2 separate regions of the Homo sapiens genome follow, and region 1 is linked to region 2. Evidence: chromatin loops called from intact Hi-C (ENCODE). Cell type or tissue: IMR-90. All regions are shown on one strand. Links, peaks and the distances in the headings refer to the core of each region. The heading gives the core; the rest is flanking DNA. Region 1 has its middle 630 kb from the start of LINC02058. Region 2 overlaps LOC105379082 (a long non-coding RNA gene).

Evidence for each region. Peaks named below come from ENCODE experiments on the same cell type or tissue, not always from the same donor. Only the 100,000 strongest peaks of a DNase experiment are listed, where the experiment ranks them.
Region 1: it touches region 2 in a loop (2.7-fold over the local background); 4 of 110 quality-filtered maps call a loop at or near these places.

The regions. Positions count from the first base shown.
Region 1 is chr5:92,302,614-92,314,908 of GRCh38, forward strand. No RefSeq gene overlaps it. Among named protein-coding and RNA genes, the nearest start is that of LINC02058, 630 kb to the right of the region's middle. RefSeq lists enhancers at 1-56, 57-566. In IMR-90, for the core only: a CTCF peak has its summit at 6,982 (motif pointing right); a DNase peak (open chromatin) is centred at 6,988.
Region 2 is chr5:92,544,656-92,556,950 of GRCh38, forward strand. LOC105379082 (a long non-coding RNA gene) reads right to left here. Exons shown (of 4, transcript NR_188298.1): 4 at 8,482-8,816. Among named protein-coding and RNA genes, the nearest start is that of LINC02058, 390 kb to the right of the region's middle. In IMR-90, for the core only: no CTCF peak of the experiment used is centred there; DNase peaks (open chromatin) are centred at 3,886, 7,666 and 8,156; H3K4me3 peaks cover 248 bases; H3K27ac peaks cover 1,110 bases.

The sequences.
Region 1 (12,295 bases), core at 2,522-10,521, 240 kb before region 2:
CCGTGGGCGTAGGACCCTCCAAGCCAGGTGCGGGATATAATCTCGTGGTGTGCCATGTTTTAAGCCCGTCGGAAAAGCGCAGTACTCGGGTGGGAGTGTCCCGATTTTCCAGGTGCGTCCATCACCCCTTTCTTTGACTCAGAAAGGGAACTCCCTGACCCCTTGCACTTCCCAAGTGAGGCAATGCCTCGCCCTGCTTCAGCTCGCGCACGGTGCGCACACCCACTGACCTGCGCCCACTGTCTGGCACTCCCTAGTGAGATGAACCTGGTACCTCAGATGGAAATGCAGAAATCACCCGTCTTCTGCGTCGCTCACGCTGGGAGCTGTAGACCGGAGCTGTTGCTATTCGGCCATCTTGGCTCCTCCCCCCATTTCCCTATATTTCATACCTTCTTACACAGAAGGTAATAATTGATTCCCAGATTTGTTGTTTATATGCTCTTAAACTTAATAAAGACCTTATTTATGTATAGGAAGGGCCATTACACCAAAGTTAACATCATGCTAGGGCAAAATTATGTATTTTCCCATTAGTGTCATCTATCTTGGAGAGGGCATGGAAAATGATTTTTATAATATTTTTACTATTAAAAATTAATATAAAATATCTGAAATGGAGTTGACAAATGGAGATTATTTGTTCCAATTCCTATTTATTTATGAAAAAATTGAGGCTCAAAGCTACATCATTTTACTAACAAAATATTTGCACTATTGTTAACATGTATTACATTCACTTGTAGTATTATCCTCAATTTACATATATGAATATTGATTCAACTGACTTAAGTAATTTATCTAAAGTTACATCACTGGCCATTGGTGAATGAGAGACTTGAACCTACATAATCTGTCTCTGAATTCTGTGGTCTAAACAATATGTAAAATTCTTATCTTTAAATTTATATTCAAGTGATCTTTCTCTGGCTCTCTTATATCTCATCAGTAAAGTAGAAAAACAAAATAAAAGTAAACCAACTTTTTGAATGGAATGTTGGTTACATTTTTTACCTTCTAACTAGGAATCATTTTTAAAAATAAAACTCTGGTGAGTTGCATCCAGCCCAGGAATATATAAATGACAATTGCTGAAAGAGATCTTTAACTAGGGTTTTTATGTTACCTGGTGACTGGTAGTTCTCCCATCTAAAAAAATCATAATTTATTTTTTATTAATACAGGATTGGTTTGGTTTGGCTCACAGATCTTGGCCACTGTGTCCTCTCTCGGTTACACTGCATACTCTCAGGCTGTAGCAATGGAGAGAATCAGAATTTACTCTCTTAGATGGGAAGAACCACTTTCTTATTAGGGTGCTAGATGAGAATGACTTAAGAATTGCTCCTGGCATTTTCATGTTTTCATGGAAGCTGTCTCTCCATTTCTTTATCCCAAATGGTAACAGTAACGGAGAAACTTGTTCCATCATTTCACATCTAGTAGTACATGAGGGTCACTTGAATCAATTGCCAGTTAATATTATACCCATTCACTATAAAATGTTCAAGGGGAAGAAACTATATTCATTAAAGAAAGCAGGATAACAAGGAAGAACGTATGTTTTGTATTTTGTGACTGGGAAAATTTTAATATTTATACATTAAAATGACAATTATATAAGTAGTTCTTTAAATCATGAAATTATTGATACTCAATGTTTTGCAAAGGAATTTTGTATTCTTAAAAGTGTCTTCTTTGTTTAGAAGCTTAACATTAAAGAAGATGAATTACAAATCTTCTAAGCTCAAACATTTTTAGCGTAAATTATCTCTTTTATTTTCCTTGATGAATTTAGAATCCCTACCAATAGCTGTAACTATTTTTCTATTTTAAAATTAAACATTAAATAATCACCAGTAACATTTTTGAAGGCTTTAAAAATAGTGTCAAAATAGTTAGGTCATATAATTTCAGTCAGAAGCAAGGATGTGAACATTTTACTTGTAATCTTATATTGACTTTCCATGAAATGTTTTTAAAATCTTGCCAAGAACTTAGAGACCACCATTTAACCATTCATAGACAGCCTAGAAGTAGAGTAACACCACTGTAATAAACAAAGTTTTATTTTTTTGTTCTCATGACACCCTTCTCCTTGAAAAACATACAATATTTTTAGTAATTTTTTTCACCAAAGAAGTGGCTTAAGTACTTGCTTGATTTCAGTTGAAGTAAAATATCTAATTTCTAAAATTATTTCTTTTGGTGTTTTTAATGTCTTTGAATTCAAATGAACAAGATTTTAAAATCTTATTATGGCTCAAAATAGATGGCAAAACATATGAGCAAAATGAAAGTATGAAGGATTTTACATCCTGAGGCCAGTGGCTTATCTATTGGAACACGTTGGGTCCCTGGTGTGGCACAAAAACACTCAATTTCACTCTTGCTTCAAGAAGTACCATGTATAAATGTTCCATGTAACAATTTGACCATTTACAATTGAGGGGCCACTTTAAACTGGAGTAATACACTCAAGAGAGTTATGGTGACCACAAAAAAAAAATCATTATAGGTTTATGCAGTAGTTTCAGGTACCAGAGGGAACAACTTCTTCGCAGAGAATGCCTTAAAGTGAAGTAGCATGTTCCACAAAGAACAAAACGTCTCCTTAGAATGAACAAGTAAGTTAGTTTGCTAAAAGGTACAGTCAATTTCCTCCAAAAATATTGTGGCTAACTGATCTTATTTCACTTTCTTACCATAAATCATCTCTCCTTTGACATGCAGTGACCTTGTTTGAGGAATTTCAGTAATTTTAAAATGAAACATTTTATTAATTAGGCTAAGTCATATTCTGTTTTAAAAAGATATGATTACACAACAAATAAAATACATAGTCTTACTGAAAATTATATTATAGGCTAGTCCAGCAATTCAGGAGCAGTTCCATCTTTCTAAGTTTTTGTGATTGTTGAATGAGACCAAAGGAGATAACAGAAGAACTTGAGAAACTCTAGCCCCAGCATCTTGAAATGAATGACAAGATACAGAAGTCTACAGCCAAAGGTAAAGAAGAGTAAGTGAGAATATTACTGGGAGTTAGAGTGGTAATCAGATGTTAGTAGCAAGTATTTCTGGAGGTTGTCAAACAGTAGGCAAATAACCATAATATACCAGAAAAAATAAATTATAAATCTAATATCTAGACCACATCAGGAAATTCTGGTTTTGATTGTGTACAGGTATGTCTTCATTTGCTGAATAGATTTGTGAAACAAAATTTTCTGCAAATAAATTTCAGAGTGGTGTTTTAAGGTAGTGAAGAAGACATAAGATTTGGAATCAGACAGATTTCAATATTAATTCCAACAACTGCTCCTGAAGGCTGTGTTAATTTAGAGAGATTATTCACTTACCAAAGCCTCAGGCCTTCTATCTGTAAAGATGGAGCAATGTCACATTAAAAAATACACATGAAATACCTATGAATCAGCCCTAAAACATAAGACTTGGTTAATGCAATCTTTTTTTCTTTCTCTCTCTTCCTGGTTTTTCTTTCCTTCTTCCTGTATCAATTCCAGTCACTTGTCAATAGGTAAATGAAAGTAGAAAGATGTGTTTTGGGGAAATTCCTTCAGTAAATGAACTTATTAAAACTACAGTATCAGAGAGGCACTGAATATTCTGGACCTCTACCTCTTTCCTTACTAGACTATTTCAAATTTCCCTTTGCTGTCACAGGGAGTTCTCAACATTTAGTGATTCCCATGTCACAATTTCTCACCTCTCAATTGGTCTGTCTATAGAGAATGTTGCATTGCAAAATTCTCTGAGACTGTATTCAAACTTACTAGAAAAAGGTGTCATGGTTGACTATAATGTTCCATATATTCTAGAGTAGATCATTTTCCCTCTCTGAAATTGGGGTGTGTCTTGCACTCAATGGCATGTTAAAGTCTAGTTGGCAACCGTATTTTTCTGTTTTTAAATTGAACATAAAATAATGGTGTGTCTCATGATTGATGACATCTTAGAGTTAAAGAAACATGGTAGCAGTGTCTGACATAGGCACAGAAGAGACAATGTAGGCCAGCCATCTTAGACTTAGCAAATTTTATTTACCTTAAAATTTATATTGCGTAAAATTAGTTGAGTCACTGTTTTATCAAGAGCTATTTTGTAATTCTCTAAAACCAGATTACTTAGCATCAGATATACTTATATGCATATAAAAGTAAAGAGATATAAATGTATTTTCTACTTTTTTATGACTCTAAGTTTATTAATGGTATGTGAAAACTGTCTATATTCATTCAGTATTTGAACAAAACCTTACCCAGCATTTCAAAATATTTGCAGAGACAATGCATTTACTCTAGAGAAATGTGTTATTTTTTTACCTATATATACTTTTTATATAATAGTTTATTACCTACAGATGGCTAAAACATACATTCATAATGTATACTCCAGAAAAAAAATATGTTAAGGTGTTAAATGTTGTCATGTTAAATTAAAATGTTTAATTAAATTAATTTTTTTAAAGAATCATAAATACAGTCTTAAATGTACATGGTACCATCGTAAATACCATGGCCAGAGTTCTACGGTATATCCCTGTAGTTATATATTCTTATTGGTAAATATAATTATAATTTTAGATAATTATTTACATTTCTTTATATATTGTATGCCTCTAACTATATGGTGCATTAATTCTAAGACATTGATTCTAAACTTTTAACCTCTCTAAGAGAGAATCTTGTCTTATAGTCCATGATATAATTATAATTGGTAGAGGTTTTTTTTTCTTAATGGCACCAAAATGAATTGTACACTTTACAATCAATGGAATCTTAGATTAAACGTGGAATAGAAAGATACATATAAAGAGAGCTAAAAAAGATAAATTTTGTACATAGATACTACCCTACTCTTTTTTCCCTCATGACATAAATTATTATTCTGGAAAATATATTGCAGGAAAATATATTACAAACCAATAATTACTTTTAAGAGAAGCTAATTTACTCGAAATTTCTTCTAAGTGTGCAAGGAACTCAGTATTTTGAAGACATTCTTTTAATTTCCAAAGTATTATAGGGTCTTAATATTAATATGATGGAGTGGAGTAAAATTATAGAGTAAAGGAATATAAATGGTGCTCATAGCCTGGATTATATATTTATTGATTATTAACATTATTTCCTTTGCAAAGAACCTGAGTTTGTGCTCAGAGTTTAATTAATTATTTTCTGGTGATAGAAAGCTATTTTTATTTGGGGAAAAATATTACATAAATATTATTTTAATAATATTTATGCATTCCATATTTGATTTAATTGAAAATGAATCCATGAAATATATTTAAAACATACTAAAATATATATGATTTTTAAATAAAAGTAAAAATACATTAATCAAAATATTGTCACCTTTCATCTGGCATAACTCACTAATTTGAAACTAGTTTAAATTATTAAATAACTATGCATATAAAGATATAACTAAGTAAATATCCCTTTCTATTAATACTGGAAAAGTTAAAAAGATTTTAAACATTTCCACCTATGATGGATTGAGTAAATACATAACAATTCACTCATGTAATAAAGAGTATGCTTGCTATTAAAAGTGAGATTGCTAAAAAAAACAAACATGAAAAAGAGTCAATGTCTGTGAAATAATGCTACTAAAATGATTACAAATTTACTCATATATTGGGAAACACAAATGCTTATTACATTTCCAATATAAAAATGTGTATACTTCTGATTTTTCTATAGTGAACATACTGAGTTTTGTATGTTTAAAAGATAAGAAAAACAATTAAGACAGAATACACCAAGAGTCAATAAAACTTAATGATAAGAGCAGCTAGGAAATGTGAACAAAAACTTAAAGACAAACAATTTTGTCCTTCTATGTGTATTCTTACCTAGTTTATGTAAAGGAAGCATAAGTGCATCATTTGGGTGATGATTAATTGAGTGTTTAACTTTAGACAGGCAAAGGTATGTTGGAACCAGCACACATACAGAAATAGCTCTCTCACATGTAGATATTGCTTGCACAAACTGTAGAACCTATACAATCAGCACCTCTCTCTCTCTCTTTTTTTTTCTTAAATAATGACTCTAACTTTAGATCTTTCCTTTGCTCATATTGAAAGTCATCCAGAAAAGAAGTTTTCAGATTGTACAGTTAGTATTTGAACTGGCAGCAGTGACCTGATCTAAGAGCACAGCCTTTTTCACAAGCTTTGATGTGCTGTCAGGACAAATCCTGGGATTCTTGGCATCAGGTTTTAATTTGCTATCATGAAAATGAATTGCATATTCAGTACTATGGCAGACAGTTTCTGTCTATTACCAATCTTGGGAAGTAGTTGGAAGTGCTGCTTAAGTCAAATGATCAGAAAAAAAAATGATAATTTGTCAGTTTCATTATGTGTCTAGTAATTTGTCTCATTCATAATAAGTATTTAGGACATTTTTGATTGGGTGTCAGGCATGCATTACCTCTGACAGTAGAATCTGTTGCCACATGTAGTCTGGGAGAGCACTGGTTAACAGCATATGGGAACTCTTTCTCTCACTGCTTATAAAAATATTGAACGGTCCTACAGTTTTAGAGACTATTAGAAATAAAGTGCTGAGATCAAAATAAAGAGAATTTGCACTTCTTACAATACTCAATTCATAAATGTCTTACACTCGATGTGTCTGTTTTTTTGGTGTGTGTATAATTGTTAATGAGTGCCATGATATTTTTAAAGAAATAAGAAATCTTAGAAATTGTAATCAAAGTGGTTTTATCCTGAACAGCAGTGCAAAGCCCTGTTTTAGGAAAAATTAAGAGCATATGTTCCAGAATTCAGCCCTAATTTGCAATGAATTGCTTCAGTAAAAGCACTTATATCAGTACTGTTAATCTTAATGGTTACAAGTGACCCATGTTTTAATAATCCAGAACATCAGTTGAGTACAAAATCTCTTTTTCTAATTAAGAATGTTTGACCACAAGAGGGAGTTCCTTGCCAACTGTTTACTTAGCCTCAGCAGATATGATGGGCCAGAATTTACACAGAAAAATACCTTCAAATATATTTAGTTTCTTCAGTGCTTTTAGATTGAGAAAATGATGACAATCTATTTAAATTTAGGTCTTCATGAATTTTCAGAATGAAATATAATTTGCACTATGAAATTCTTAGGTTAGCATACCAATCATTTTTTAGGAATGAAATGATGTGCCATGTTTTTGAAAGAGGTTTCAAAATTTGCACCTGCAAATTTGCAGTGCACCAGTTTGTGAACAAAACCCACACTGATATACCAAAGACCCTTTGAGGCCATAGATTGTGCCACTGTACACCAACTTACTTAATTTGCATAAAGAAAGATAGCTTTGTCTACATAAACTGACACACATATTTTTGCCGAATTTGGTATCATCAGTGAATACAGTATAGGATGTGGAATGTGACTTTGAAGGTACAAAACTAAATTAGCATGTTTGAAGAAAAAAAGTTAATCCTTCAACTAGTGGACTCCTTGGCATACAAATCAAGGCTATTTTCCTCATGATTAGGTATGTAATATACCCAGTATCTCAATCATATATTAGAAAACTAAAAATATTTCCTACCTCATAATGATTTGCCTTAAAATTACATGTAATCCAGAGCATCCCAGTAAAGTGTGTTCTGACACAACTCTGAAAAAGTAACAGCATAATTAGGAAATACTTTATGCAATATTCCATGTGTGCTTCTTTTTAATTAAAGAAAAAAAAAAGTAGGATTGTTTTAAAACTTGCATATTATTCCCCCAAGAATTTGATTTCTGTTGTGGTTATTCCTAAAGTTTTATACCATAGCCTCCTGAAGTGATACTCAGCAGCATCTTCCTCACCGTAAGATGAGAGCAAGAATTCTCCATGGCAAAGCACAGGGGCATTTAGAGATAGGCACTCCAGCCACACCTATCGAGATAATTAATAAGTGTAACAGTAGTAAATGCAGTAATTTTGGCAAAACTTATTTGGAGAAAATGACTGTATCTCACATGTGTCGCACTGGCTATAATACAGGATATAGGAGAAGAAAATACCAGTAATTCTTTTTACTGTTACCTCCCACCCCCTGTGGTTCTTAGGATTGTATTATTTTAAACCTTTTTTGACACATTTTGCCCCATGAAGTCATGCATTTTTAAGAGCTGATCTCTTTACAGTAACTTAAACTGACAAGTAAGGAAAGCAGAATTCTTTGGTGACCCCGGCAGTTCTGCAGCTCACTGAAAGGCTTCTCCCCAACCTGTTTCTAAGACAGACATGGTGAGGAATACAAGGACAGCACGTGCTTATATATATTCAACAATAAGAATTCAAATACAATAAAATGCAGGGAAAGTCACAAGACACTGTGAAAACACATGCACGAAATTATAGACAGAAATAAGTTTGAAATAAATATCCTTTGTTGGTGTAAAGTTGAGAAATGATAAATCATTCATTTTAGTCTGGAACCAAAGTCAAGCTGACAATAACATGGAGAAATGAAGATTTATCTTATTTTTTCAGCAAGTTGTTGCAGGTATACTGTGCAATCTTTTATGGAGTAGGAAAGTGGTTAATTTTCCTTCCTTCCTTACCTCCTCTCTCTCTCTGTTTCTCTCAGATGCACACACACACGCGCTCGCACAGACACACACACAGAAACGATACATGTACTTTTCTTTGGGGTTAATTATATTAAGATTCTTAACAGTTGTATTAAAAATATGCCTAACACTAAGCCTTAGTGAAAACATCTGGAAGTTTTGGTTTCCATGATGTAAAAAATCCAGATGTTTGGAAATATGCTTACTGACTGATTTGTATATGTGTGTGTGAGCACGTGAGTTTGTGTGCATATATATATATATATATGTGTGTGTGTATAGTCTTTTGCTTCACTGGTGTCATGAAGACAAAACCTTGAACTCCACATATTGTCATTATGAAACATAGTGATTTCCAAAATCCACCTTATAAACTTATAACATACATTATTAACATTTTATTTTAGCAAATCTCTCACACTATCAATGTATGGATATTTGAAATTGAAATAAGACATCATGCTAACTATCTGCAAAGGAGATTAAATATCAAGTCCAACTCTTTAATTTAACATAGTTGGCCATAAAGAACCAGAGACGCTCAGAGTTACTTGCTCATAGGGACATTTCCAACTCTTTCAAAGTTGGGACAAAACTCCCAGTCCTAACTTCCCAATCCAGGAATACTGTTTTCATATCATAACAAGTAGCATCCATACATGATAGGAAAAAAACCTGAAAGGGAAAAGAATTGTAGCCTTAAGAGTTTCACTAAGAAATTCATGTTTATTTGAACTTTAAAAAGGGATCATGTATTTTATTATTTTTAGTAATGTCTTGGTGTTTTACTTGACTGATATATTTTAAATATTATTGGTGCTATTAATGCTTTTGTTATGATGATTATGACATTAATAAATTATAATTCCACAAAACCAATTTACATGCAAATGTAGTAAGCAAATTTTATTCATCAGTATAAATTACCAAATAAGAAGAGCATACAACTTCCTAGCAGTGTGTTCCAAGTCAGGTAAGATGAGTGAGTTTTTCAGTCGCAAAATGACTTCGATAAATTCTAATAAGCCATTCAAAAAATGTAGCTTAAAATATGCCAAAATATCCACATGCCGCCACTGGACTGAGGGCTTCAGTTAATACTGCAAAAAGCTATCTTTAATAGCTATTGGTTGCTCAGCAGGATGAGTAAGGCTGGGATTAGAGATAATGATACTTGTTGGAGCCACAGGGAGGCAGAGGAGAAAGCGATCGGCCTCCCTTGGCTTTGTAAAAGCATATTGAAAAGAAACTTATATTCAGGAGAACATGATACTAGGCAGTGATACATCTGATAATCTAAATATTTCTTTTTTTTCTTTTAAGTTGATCTGAGACAGCTATTTCACATTTAAATATAGTATTGAAATTCTTAGACGTCAGAGAACACATCGTGAAATCTCTCTTGTATTAGCCTCTCCTTTTTGCATTCCACTGTCTCCATTCTATTTCAAACCTTGTCATCTTAGTGAATATCAGTTTACTGATATTCTTTCCTTTGCGATTGTCCTACACACAGTACCTCTCCAAAGTAGTGCAAACTAATTGCAAAAGCCAGAACAATCTTTCTAGTGGGCTGCTGTGATTGTGTTACTTCCTTATGCTGAAACTTGCTCTTTCATATTCAGTACAAAACAAATTTCATGTAATAACATTTAAAGTTTCCTCCTAGAAGATATCAACTTGTTTTATTGTTGTTCTTGTTGTTTTTAATGAACACTGTTCCCATGTGAAACGTTCCTTGAACTACTGTGTCCTTTCAGACTCATACTATGGATTCCCTCAGGCAGGAAAGCCTACCCTTTGCCTGTTGAAATCTAGCTACCTTTTAAGGCCCAGATCAATTAAGATGTACACTATAAGTCTTTCTTCGTCTCTGTTATGAATAGATCCCTTACTGCTCATCTCTTGATAGCAGTCAATTTGTACCACTAACAACAACACCTATGCTGAAATTATAATTATTTGTTTGTAGGTGCTATTGCCCCATCACATTTTGCTCCCCTCTATGGCATAGACCATGTCATATCCAACTTTATCGTGCAAGACTGTCTGTTTGCTACATAATAGGCTCTACATAAGTTATTTGAGAATTGATGAATTAATTGAAATTTTAAAACATAGTAGATTGCATGAACATGAATATTAGCAAAAATAACTTTAAAATATGCCAAAATATTCACCTGCTGTCACTGGACTGAGGGCTTCAGTTAATATTGCAAAAAAAGCTGTCTTTAATAGCTATTAGTTGCTATTAAATAGCGATTTTTAGGATTTAAAGCCATTTAAATTCAGAACTTTTAGTGACTTACTGTGCCAGTGGCCTTCTGTTTGTCCCTCCAATGGCCAAAAAAGAACATTACAAGAAGGTTGCAACAGTGAGAAAATGAATGCGCAGAGGTCTACTCCCCCTGTGCCTTCTCTCAGAGATTACATTGGGATAGTTTCTTTTGACCAAAGGTCCTGGCTCCTTTCAGAAGTAAGGTTCTCCCAAGCTCTCTCTCTCCATGTTCTGATAACTGCCTCTTCCTCTTGCCCTTCAAGCTGAGGTATGTTATTTAAGCCCTTCTGTCACTACTCCCAAGAGGCTGCACTGTTTCTTGCAGCATTTCTCTGTCCCACTCATGCCATTATAATTAGTCCCTTTAGTAAACTCTGTTCCAATTTTTCTATCTGATGGTGTCATCTATTTTCTGACAGGAGCCTGACTGAAACATCTATAAATGTGTATGGATTTATGGTGCATATACTTTGTGTATCTACAAAATGACAATTGTCAACAGCCATGGGGAATTACTAAAACTAACAAATGACTATCTTTTCCTTAGAGTATTATAGTAACAATCTTAATTAATTTGATCACCAATAATTCTATTCAATGAGTGAGCATTAACTTCAGTTCTGCTTTTAGCCATTACTATACAACAGAGAACATAGACAGATAGATATAGATAGATAGATGGATAGATAGATAGATAGATAGATAGATAGATAGACACATGTATATACACACATGTATTCCTAAGTCCTTCTTTTCAGAATATAAAGTTATTGAAGTGTTCAAGACCTATGCACAGACAACATCTCTTGCCAACTAATGTCTATATAAAGTCAATATACCAGTTATTCTAATTGATAATTGTGAGTCATAATTACATCTTTGATTTTTAAAAAAAATCCTATGATAGCACTTAAACTGCTTGCCAACCTTTCCGAAAGCTGAAGTAATTTGTTATTTTTATAAGTAGGCAAAACTTAAAGTTTTTCTTAAATATCTATGCACTACCTCGTGTCTTGTTAGATTCTAAAGACACCCTATATTAATACACAATATGTAGTTTATTAAAAGCTTGGATGATAAAACCATTAATAAAATGTCTACTTAAAATAATATTTTTCAGAAGTTTGTCAAGAAGTAAAATTGACAAATTATATAGTATTGGTCTCCTGTTGGAAGACTATGCAAAATCAACAAATAGAAAATGTGAAAATAAAGACAGTTTTCTATCTTAGGCTTAAAAAACCACATCCTTACACACTCTATTCTAAAGAATTGTATTTTGGAAGGAAACATCATTTTTTTTTTGTTAGTGTTCTTAAATGCTTTTCTCCAGATAAAATATGGCTGTACCAATTTGAATCCAATTTTGTAATTAAAAATTTCTCCCCCTCTGTGAACTTGTAGT
Region 2 (12,295 bases), core at 2,717-10,716:
GTACTAGAGGGAATGAAAACAGTTATTTTGCTTAAGTTGCCTGGACTCAGACTATTGTGCAAGCATTCATTTTCTGTGGTATTTTGTTTCACAGAAAGATCAGTAGGTGAGCTTGAACAGAGTCAGCAAACTTTTCCTGCAAAGGATCAGACGGTAAATATTTTAGGCTTGGTGGGCCATATGGACTTTGTCACAGCTACTCAACTCTGTCTTGTCATGAGAAAGCAGACATAGACTATACATAAACAAATGAGTATCTATAGACAATAAAATTTGAATTTTTTGCATGTCACATAATATTCTTTTTATCAACCACATAAAATACAATGATTCTTAGCTTGTAGGCTGTATAAAAACAGACGGCAGGCTGGATTTGGCCCATGGACTAGAGTTTGCCCACCCATGAATAGAATACAATCACATACAGTGATGAAAAATAAGAAAACGTATCTCTTAACATAAACTTTTATGCTTCTTATTAGATATTTAGTTCCACTTGGATTTGTTTTTCCTAATTATCTCTTAAAATGTGTCATAATTCTTAGATCAAAAGAATCCTAACTCACTGAAGCAGTTGGTGTTGAGTTGCAATTCAAAAATTCCAAACTCACTTGAAAGATTCAAGTTCTAACTACTAAGCGAACCCATTATATGAAATGAAAGCTTTATTACGTTATGTATTTGACATGCAAAAAATACTATTCATGTCCTTTGTTTTAAATATGAAATGAACACGTTTACTAAGATTGCCCTGAATTTGGAAGAAACCCTGGTCCCTTAGCCATCAATGGATGGCATAATTTTACTGAGTTGAATATTTCATTATGTAACCATGGTCTCACTGTTTAAGGTTTTCCATCAAGCCTTCTACACTGTCTCTCATATAAGCGATTATTTGCCGCTCTGCATTTACATTTGATATTCTTTCTGTATTAGTTCTGATTCCTGAGACACTATTGGAAGTATTAGAAATTATAGCCCTTGCTGGAAACAAAGAGAGGAGATGGTGTTAGGCCAGCAAAGCCAGGAAGCTTTCTATATGACGTTTGCTGAATAAATCAAATGTAAGTTCTCAGCAACTGTATTCTTGTTCTAAGTGTTTCTAGTAATAGAACTATTTCCAGCTAAACCCTCGTTAAGAGAGAGAGAGAGACAGAGAGATCAGTCAAGTAATTTACAAAGTGATCAGCAGTTTTTACTGTTTTTAACATGCCTTGCAAGCCAAAAGCAAGGTGCACCACCACCTATCAAAGCCTAGATAAGCACAGGTTTCCTGTCAGTTTCCCTTTTTGTCAGTTCTTGGCATATGTTACATGCTCAAGAACTATTCTATAAACAAACTTGTTTATCAGACTCAGTAATTAGGAGTTAAGATAAACAACTACATAATTTTCAAAACTCATTGAAAAGTAAAAACATAGGGTGTATAGTTCAAAGAGCAGGAAAGAGTACCATTAAAGGTACTAAGGCACGAAACTTCTTTTCTTTCAGAATTTATTTTTTCTCAACTTCTCTGTGCTGTTTGTCATGCTCCCATGGAATGGGATAGTTAGGGGGCGAGTGCAGATTACAGCCTCTCAGGGGTCCATACTGTTAGTGGCATTAGTTGCTGGATTGACACACTGTGTTGCTGGCAAGGGAGGGAAAGTCAATACCCCCTTCCCATGGGCCTGCTAGCAGAATCTGCAGCAGGTGAGATCCCTGAAGGATTGCAACCTCCACATTTGAGATGCACTCAGCTCCTGGATCAGGGTGCCCAATGAACTTGCCATCCTGGGGAATAGGGTTGGCTGCCTCCAGGCCCCACCTAGATGCCACAGAGTACATGTGGCCAACACCATCCTGCCTCATCTCTGTGCCCAGGCCTTGCAGTGGGTGGAGGACAGCTTTGGAATGCTGGTTGGATGTCTGAGAATCTGTTCTGGGGAGGTGGGGAGGCTTCAGGGACTCCAAGTCTCTCAGCACTTTTTCCATTGTCCATTTGACTACCCTTACAAAAAACAAAAGATAAAATTATTAAGAATTTCTAAATAGTGACCCTAAGCATCAGGCCTTTGTGAGAATGGGGCCTTCTTGACTGCACTAGTGGCTAACATTTATTGAAGTTCTATCAGCAAACTCTTCTAATCAATTTACAGTATACCTAATTCTCACATATGAAAACATATTGTGCAGAGAGGAAACTAAGTCACAAACATAAAGTAATTTTTTCCAAGTTCATGAAATCAGTATGTGGTGATGCCAAGATTCTATTAATACTACAGGCAGTCTGACTCCCAGGCTCTTCATTCTAAACCAGCTCAACATCTCATATGGTATAATCGCTTTAATACCTGTCTTGTAGGGACATGGATGAAGCTGGAAACCTCATTCTGAGCAAACTATCGCAAGGACAGAAAACCAAACACCGCATGTTCTCACTCATCGGTGGGAAGTGAACAATGAGAACACTTGGACGCAGAGTGGGGAACATCACAAACCGGGGCCTGTCATAGGGTTGGGGGAGGGGGGAGGGATAGCATTAGGAGATATACCTAATGTAAATGACAAGTTAATGGGTGCAGCACACCAACATGGCACATGTATACATATGTAACAAACCTGCACGTTGTGCACATGTACCCTAGAACTTAAAGTATTAAAAAAAAAAAAAAAACTTGTCTGTGGTTTTATACTTGGACCTACTTCTCTGGAGACTTTTCTCTTCCCCAGCAATGTCCTTTTTATGACCCATTGAAATCACATTAAAACTTAACCTGACATTTGACAGCTTAGAGCATTAGAAAGTGCTCAATAAACCTTAGCTTTTATTATTCTCTTCGAATTCTGCTTCTTGTCTAGGTATTCTTTCAAATGCATGTGAAGTATTGTTTGAACTGGCAATGGCTTAATGTGTACTTTTATCAGCTGAATATCCTGAAAGAGGTACCAATATGTACATTTCAATCCCCAAAACAAAGATATTGAGAATGTTCTTAAGATGGCCAACCCTTTAAAAATCCTTCAGATCCTTTAATTCAGTAAGTTTTTTGTAGGACTGTCTATATATGGGTACCACATTTATACATCAGTGAATGAGTATCTATTTTATATATCAAATAGAATGCAATTCCAGAACCTAAACGCCTCTTGAATATGTAGTTTTTCAACTTTATGAGATAGATACCTGAATAACACCTATCTTGTGTAGACAAGAAACCAAGTCCCAAGTAAACTGCCATTTTCTCTTGGTCACAAAGTTACTATAAGGTAATGCCAGGATGCTAATGTGGGCAGTCTGACTACAGGGTCCTCACTCTAAAATGGCACAAGATCCCATATGGTAGAGTAGCTTTAATATCCATAATATTAAACATTTATTCAAATGAAATTAGAATTCCACATAAAATGCTTAAATATTCAAAAGTAAAACTTAAGTTTCTCCTGAATTTCTTTATTCACATCAGAATACAATATTAGAATATTATGAAATAATTAAGACAAGCATAAAATATTTATTGAATACCTACTAAGATCCAGGCCTGATACAGATACTTTACACACATCAGTGAAGAAAATAGACAGATTTATATTATTGAGCAGCATATACTACAGCAGATAATTAAAGTTTTCTTAATAGTATCTGCTCTATTTTGGACAACTTTTAAAGAATTTATTTATAATAAAGATGTATTATACAAGTATAATTGTTTTATTTAAATGTTTTGACATCCAATGTTGAGGCAAATTAGATTGTATCCCTGTTTTTATCACCCTCATAGTATCTTCTAGTGGTGCTTTTGTTACTCCTTTCTTCCATTCCCTCTTTATTCTTTCTGTCTTTTTTAAAAACAGCTGCAGACCATACACTTTATTATCAGCTAAGGGATACGTTAAGTGGCTGCCTGCCCAACCACAGCCAGTTTGTATCCATGATCACTTGGCTTAGCTATCCCTGAAGGAAGTTAAGTTGTATCCTAGGGAAATTAGACTGAAAATCATTTTTTTCCCCATTGCCAGCCATTCCTAGAAGTTCTATGATTAATACAAATTTCACTTCTAAAATTATTTTATTCACCCAGTCGCTTTGAAAGTTATATACAATGCAAAAAATAAGAATGTTATCTCTTTACTTACATTTTAACACCCTTACAAAATCCCCTATATTAAAAATAATATTTAACATTATAGAACAAAGTTAATATTTAAAGAAGCTGAGTTGTTCATTTTTGTTTCGTTTTGTGTTGTGGTATGGGGGAACTTATTATTTTAGAATGACTCAGTTAACCCTTAATAGTTTCTACAAAATGGAAGATCATCAACGCAAAAGAAAATACATTTGAATTTCAAGAAACACTTCTAAGCAGCCTATACAAGAAAGCAGTGGGCATCAATATGAGGGCATTTTAATTTTTTTTAGAATTGTTCAACTTTTTACATGTCACACAATTTGAGATAACGGGACAAATATGTCAAAGGGGTCAGTGTGTCATATTCAGAGGAGAACCTGCTTTGATATCTGACAGATTAGGTTTGAATTTTGACTCTGAAACTTTATAGCAGGGTGGTTTGAGGCTTTTGGAATAAACATTCTGAGCCTTCATTTCATTATAATAGAAGAGAGGGATCATGACATCCACATATACAAAGCACTTGGCATACAGAGGTATGTACTCTATGGTAGATATTAGTATTCATCATGAGAGAGCCAGATTTAAGAAAGACAAAAATCCTATAAAGACACCGAACTGTTCATTCCAAGAACATAGGTTTTGTGTGATTAAGGAATTTGACAGGGAGGAATACACAAAGATAACAGACTGAATCAAACCATACCAAGATCTCTGAATACATGTCAAGAAGTAAAACAAAATAGTTATCTTTTAAAAACCAGTTTTGGATCAGGTACTATTAGGGTCTTTTACGTATGTTCTTCCAGGTATTCCTCAAAATAAAACTGAATCTCATAGCGATTGATTGAATAGAGCCAGACAAGAGCACGTGGAAATCCCACTTGCCTTCGTGTGCACCTTGATGTGCAGCTACTGACACAGAAAAATAGGAAGTGCATTGTGGAAGAGTTAAAGGGGCGCAAAAAGTTTTATTCTGGGAAAAAATGCTAGTTACTAGAGTACAGTCTTAACTGACCAAGAAAAATGTATATTTTGTCACAATTTCCTTTATGTTTCCATTGGGACAAAGCTAGTCTAATATATGAGACTCTTGAATGGCCCTTATCTTTGATATAAGTGGAGAGTATTTGCAAAATGTAATTTCCTTGCAGCCCACTTCATTATATATACCTATTTTCATAACAAAGCCTGTGAAGAAAAATTGATGTTAAAATCAATGCATTCCTTGAATAATTGAGATTTTTAAAATGGATCTGTACAAAAAGCTATCCTTCAGAACAATGTCTCTCAAGTACTGTTTGCATGAATTTACACTGATTTTCCTTTGGAATTTATCTCACTTAAACTATTCATTTTTTTAATCATTCACAATATTTCAAAGCTACTTCTCTGTTTTTAAGCATTCTACTTTAATTTGAAAATAAAAAGAATGTAATAAAATTGAATGATTAAATTGCACTTCTGCTAAGCAGGATTATTTTCTTATATCTTATATCAGAATTTTATTAGGTAATTGTTTTTCATCAGTATGTTCTGCCTACATCCTAGTAGTTAGGAAAATTGGAAAAGCATTGCCAGATTTTCTTTGTACAGACGTAATCTTTACATTTCTTAAATTGTGCTTGACAATTTGAAGTGATGACAAAATTATACCTTTGGTTGTATATTTTTCTTATCATACTAATTTGAATCTAATAGAGGCAATATAGAATTTTTTCTTTTGTCATACATTATAATTTCTATAATTCTTTATAATATTGAAATTCTGTAGTTCAACTATTGCTTCCTAAAATACAACATATGCTCAAATCAAACAAGATTATTAATTTAAACACATAAATATTAGCTTTATTATTGTTCCGAACTTAGTTTCCTTTTGGGTTGTAAAATATAAGATGTGAAACTTATCTTTTAAAAATCAAGTGATCTTTGATTTTGCTACATCATCTACTCATGTGTTCTGGGCCTCAGTGGGGACCAGAAAGCTAAGGACTTAACATGTTTCTATGACAATTTTAGGAAGAAAAAATAGTATCATTTTACATCTCCACCTTCTCTTCATCAGAAAACAGACCTTGAGAATTATTGTAGATAGTCTTACACCATAAAGATAAATGCAATTTTGAGGAACACGTAACATGATTGCTAAGCAGTTGTGTGCATATATGTGTGTATATATATATATCCAATTTTGCACATTTAGTAATAGAATAACATATTTTTAAAATGAGGTCTGCCCTCAGTAATAAACTTTCTTATTTGTTAACAAATACTTTTAAGAATTCTCTAGAGAATTCTTGGATTGAGCCATAGTTACCAGAAGAATACTTCTGACAAAGACACTTAAGCAGATATAAGAGAGCGCAAAGGGAAGGCAGAGAGATGTTTCAACGCTGTCATTTTAAAACTTCAAAAAGCATCTCCACATCAGAAGCGACTTCACAGATCCCGAGTCTCTACATTTCTGAGATATTGTTTGGTTTCATTTTTTTTTCTCTCCAGGTTCCAGGTTCCATAATCTTTTTAAGAGGTATAGGATTTGGGAAACATAGTATGGAGCATGAAATTTCTCTCTCTCTCTCTGTTTCTCTCTCTCTATATATATATGTATATATAAATATATACATATATATTTTTAAATTATCAGATTAGTGATTAAGACAGATATTAGAAGAGAAACAACAAAACTGTTATTTTTCTTTCACCATTCATAGAATTACTGGTACTTCTATATTAAGAAACAAAATAAAAGCAATCATTTAAACATAAGAAGTAGTATGATAGATATATTTTTGATAAAAATCAAGTAAATATTTGTCTCTAAATTCAAACTACCCACAGTGCAATCAGTAAGTATTAGAAAACAGGTAAAGACTTGTTTTATGTGCTCTGGCTATATGTCAGACACAGAAGAAACAAGTAGAGCTGATAACCCCTAACTTTTAAGGTCTATTCTAGACGTAAAGATGCAGTGTAGTTCCAAAATTATAGTTAAAAAATATATATATACAAATAATAAATCATCCACAGTAAATGTTGGAAACAGAAAAAAACAGGCAATATGTACAAATATATAACTTCTCTAATATGAATATTAAAAAGAATTTATAAATAATAGAAGCATGCTGATTGTTTTATAATATTTTCAAATTCAAATTAAGAAAAAGATAATGAAGCTGTATTCAAGAATATTAGAAGTATTGTGAATATATATAGGACTGAAAATGATTTTGTATAACAGCAAAAAGCAAAATTGAATGGCATTCTATTTAAAATGCTTTCTTTTTTATATTTAAATGTATTATTTTAGAGAAAATTCATCATTTAATAGGTGGCTAGCAAACTGTTTCAAAAAGCAAGATAATTTACAATTGAGTATAGTATATCAGCATTTCCATATTTTGCATCATCTTGATTTAATATTTCTGGTGCTTCAGCAACGCTAGTGCCCATTCTTGGTAACCACATCACCACAGAAATGTAATATATGTGTTCCGTATCGTTTCCTGCATTATGTGTGTGGGTTGTGGTTGTTGCTTAAGTTCCCATGACTATTGAGTGAGGAAGTTGGGTATAATTCCTGGCAGCATAGTAGTTTATCCATTACACTAAAGAGCAGATCGTATTTCAAAATGTTTTTCTGAGATCATTACAGCAACAAATGGCAGGGTTATCAGCCTTATTACCAATTGCCCAGAAAATGTGGGGAAAAAAAGCCACTAAAAATAGCCACAGGAAGCAATAATTTCTATGACAAAATGTTCGGCTGTTTACTTAGTACGCTAAGTAATATATTTTTGATCAAAGATAAACAGTTTAAAAAGTTACATTTGTGTTGTGGGGAGGCAAGGCTGAGGGAAGGAGGAAATTGCTGTTCCCTAAAGGCTGATGTACCTTGTAAAATAATCTGTCTTCAAACTCAGAATGAAAGGGAGCCAAAAACAGCTTTGAATTACATGAAGACCCTGGAGAGGCTGTTCATTACACAATTTGCTGTAGTGGTTTGCAGATGTCTCATTTTGTGAGTCAGATTATGCACTTTATTTTTTGTTGTTTAAGTTATGTTGTATAGCGTTGGTTATAAATTCTTTCCTGATTTGTCACAATTTCTCTGTAAACAGCACAATGTCTACTTTGAACAAACTGATACATTGTACCCCTGCTGTTTCAAAACTGTGACTGATGAAAGAGCTGTACTCTGGCTCTGAAGCAAGTAAGGTACTTAGTAGAAAATGGCCCTTTTATATAGTGCATCCAACTATAACATCAGAAGGCTGGACTTGTAACCACTTTATAGAGAAAGTACCCAAGAGTACATGGTGAGGTGATCAGCAAAATGCCAACTCTGAACAGCAATGAGGCAGTGATGTCAAATGACCCGTTTTGGCACATTTTATTTTAAGGATGTAATCCTGTAGCACATACATAGTCCTTGCTAAAGTTAATAAAACTTCCATTATAAGCTAAGAAGTCTTACTAAAAAAATACTTATTCATAGATTTGTTCTAAAGTTGGGTTCCTGGTTTTAACTGAGGTCATATTCAGGCAATAAAGACTCTAACAAGAAAAAACCTTTTTTCCTTAATTTGGGAAAAAAATGTCATTATGCCTTGGGAAGTATTATAATATTGTTGTAATCATCTGCAATCCTCATTAGTCTTCTTATTATATCTGAAGCACTTGTATTTGTTGAAGTAGAAGCAGCTGAGATAAAAGAAATTTGAAAGTGAAATCATTACACATTTGAGTCAGTGCCTTTTTCAAACTGGAAGCCTGCTCTATTACTCTTAATGAGCTGATGCCCCAAATACTGAAAATGGATTCATATTTCTTAACCTCTTTTGAACCTCTAGTTAAAAACTGTGGTGTGAATTCAAAAGGAAAAAAGAATGTCAATGGTGTTTTTAAACTATTCATTTGGGGAACTATTAGTCAACCTTTACAAACTACTTGATAGTAATATTTAGCCAAGTCTAAAATTAATGTTTTTATCGATTAGAATACTAAAAGAAACCTATTTTAGTAGTTATTTTATATTTTTAAGGATCGATTATATGTCATATAATTCATAAACAACAGTTAATAGATACTTAAAATTTAAGAAAATATTTACATGTTAAAATTAAATATTAATAACAATATATGGATAAAAGCATATAGAACTAAATATACATGCACACAAATGAGTAAAAATAAAACTGAAAAAGCTGGATAAAATTGATATCAAAGTCAATATCCTAGGCTAATGTTATACTATAGTTTACCTTTAGCAGAAACTAGGTAAAGTATACACAGTATCTCTTTATTATTTCTTTCAACTGCATGTGAATATAAAATTATCTCAATACAATTTTCATCTAAAAATTAAATGTTACATAATTACAATTTGATCTATCTATAGCCTCTAAATTTACAAAAGGAATAGGCATTTTTAAATAACTGCTCTAGATATTTAATCGATAATAAATACCTAGTAAGAGGAGATACCCTAAATTTAGCATATTAGAAGTCAAGTACACATATAGTATGAGATTTTATAGGTTAATAAAATATAATGTTAATTTAGAAGAAAGGGAAGTGTTTCAATATTTGAAAAGAGCAAATTTCTAATTCCCAGGTATTGTGCATTTTCACTGCATCTAGTGAAATCACTGTTATAAACCACTCAAAGCAACATCACTGGTGTTGATTTTATTTGAAGATAATATAATCCAGTTTTATATTGTACTTTGTAAATCAAAAGCAACATGGGACAGGGAATGTTTGCAGTACAGATCTAAGTTGGAGGAAGACATCACTTTTAATTAAGAAGCACTAAAGTGATATATAGTTCTATAGGAAAAGTGCCAGATCAGAAGAAGTGAAAACACTTAGGTTTTAATAGTTTCCTTTTGGTGACTCTAACTATGCTAATTTGTCTTTGATAAATTGTGACAAGGACTGTCAACTTAAATGGTCAACATACTCATTAAAATTAAGCAATAACATTTCTATAGTAATAATCTTAGATATGTTTAAGACTTAGCCCTTTTTCTGGAAGTTAGAGTCTAATAATCTCTGCTTAGTCCCCCAGGGAGTGGGGTGAGGGGAGGGTGGTGGCGGCATTCAAGTTCTGGCAGCATGTGAAACAACAGGCAACCCTCAGGAATTTCAGGGCCACACAATCTACTTGAGTTACATGATACACTTGTGATTAACACTAATTCATTTAATGTGCTCAAGTATCTATGTACCCAGTTAGAAGATTCAGATCCTATAATATTCCTAGGTATTTTGTATTTCATCACTTTATTACTATTTTAATGTTGACACAAGGACCCAAGATCCAATCTTCATGATAAAGACAAAATTTCTTATTAACAGCTAAGGTGAATCCACAAGTTGACATTCTAATACAGTGTCAGAAGACGGAACCAAGGGATTGCCTTGGGTGGGCATCAACATTGAATCACTGCAGTTGGAAATAACAATCAGTTTTGTTTTTATGATTTCGCATTGATGTTTACTTATATTTAAGCTCCTTTAGAGATTTCAAATGACCAGACCACCAAGCCTGGCTGCATTTTCCTTGAAAACTATTAAGAAAAAATATATAGAGATCAGGAAGACTTTGTTGATTCTTTGCAATTTGCATGTGCACTATACGAAAACTAGGAGAAATCTGAAAAAAAAATCAGATATCCATATGTTATTTAATACCTCATATCCAGATGTTTTGGAGGTCTGGTGTTATAAGGTTTATAGCTTTAAGACTGCATATATTTTCAGAAGTCAAATAAAATATTGCATTTTATTTATTCATTTGTTTCTCATTTTGATTTGTTTCTACTATCTTTTAGAATTACCAAGAAATTTTATGGAAATCATCATTTTGAAGTCAGGTAATAAGCAGAAAAATAAAGAACTGCAATATTATCTATCTTCTTAAGTGTATATTTAGCATTCTCTTGTTCAGTTATCCAGATGATTAAATTTATTTCTTGAAAAGCAAATCACATATCAAATTTGGCCTTACTTTTTGGCACATATGATGGTAATGTGGATTAAATGTTATGAAAACAGCTAAATTTAATTAAAAATATACTTTAGAACTAAAAAACTAAAAATCTCAGGTTAAAATTTTTTCATAATCTGTGTAAATCTGAAAATACGAGTAAAATTATTGAATTGTATTGAAATGAAGGTAGGAAAAATAAATTTTATAAAATGTTTACATATATTTATAAACTATGTATGTTTCCTTTATTACTAGTTTAAATGTCCTTACTCATAAACAGAAGATCTAAATATGGGAAATAATCAAATTCCATCATGTTTAATATTTTTCTTTCTCCAGTCATATAAACATTGATTCATGACTTATTTTCATATTTTGTTGCTCAAAAGCTATAGTTGACAGGGTAGGACATTTGAATATGTTCTGGGTAGCAATTTTGTTACCTTAATTTATAATTGTAAATATTTAGAGACATGAACTCCATTTGTCTTCCTGCCCCAGGCAGGCTACTGTTAGGTGAGACTATACAGATCTTTTTTTTTTAAGTCATATTATCATTATCTGATATAGTTTGGATGTGTGTCCCTGCCCCAATCTCATATTGAATTGTCTAACTGTAATCCTCAATGTTGGAGGTTGGGCCTGGTGAGAGGTGACTGGGTCATGGGTTGGAGTCTCATGAATGGTTTAGCACCATCCCCTTGCTGCTGTTCTCATGATAGTGAGTGAGTTACGGGAGATCTGGTTGTGTAAAAGTGTGCAGCACTTCGCTGCTGGCTCTCGCTTGCTCCTGCTTTCAGCATGTGCCTGTTCCCCCTTTGCCTTCTGCCATGACTAGAAGCTTCCTGTGGTCTCCCCAGAAGCAGATGCCACTATGCTTCCTGTACAGCCTGAAGAACTGTGAGCCAATTAACCCTTTTTTCTTATAAATTGCCCAGCCTCAAGTATTTCTTTATGGCAATGCAAAAACAGAGTAATCTTTTCTTCAAGATCCTTCCTCACAACTAAGAAGTTGACCCTGCCTTTTCTTTCTTCCATGTATATGGGTTTTCTTTACAGTGCCCTCTAAATTTCAATGATTGGTTTATACTTCACTCTTCCTGGCTAAACTGTATTTAGATTTTAAAAATCACTCTGCTTTACTTAGTATTAGAACTCTAATGCTCTATAGCAGTCATGTACCTGG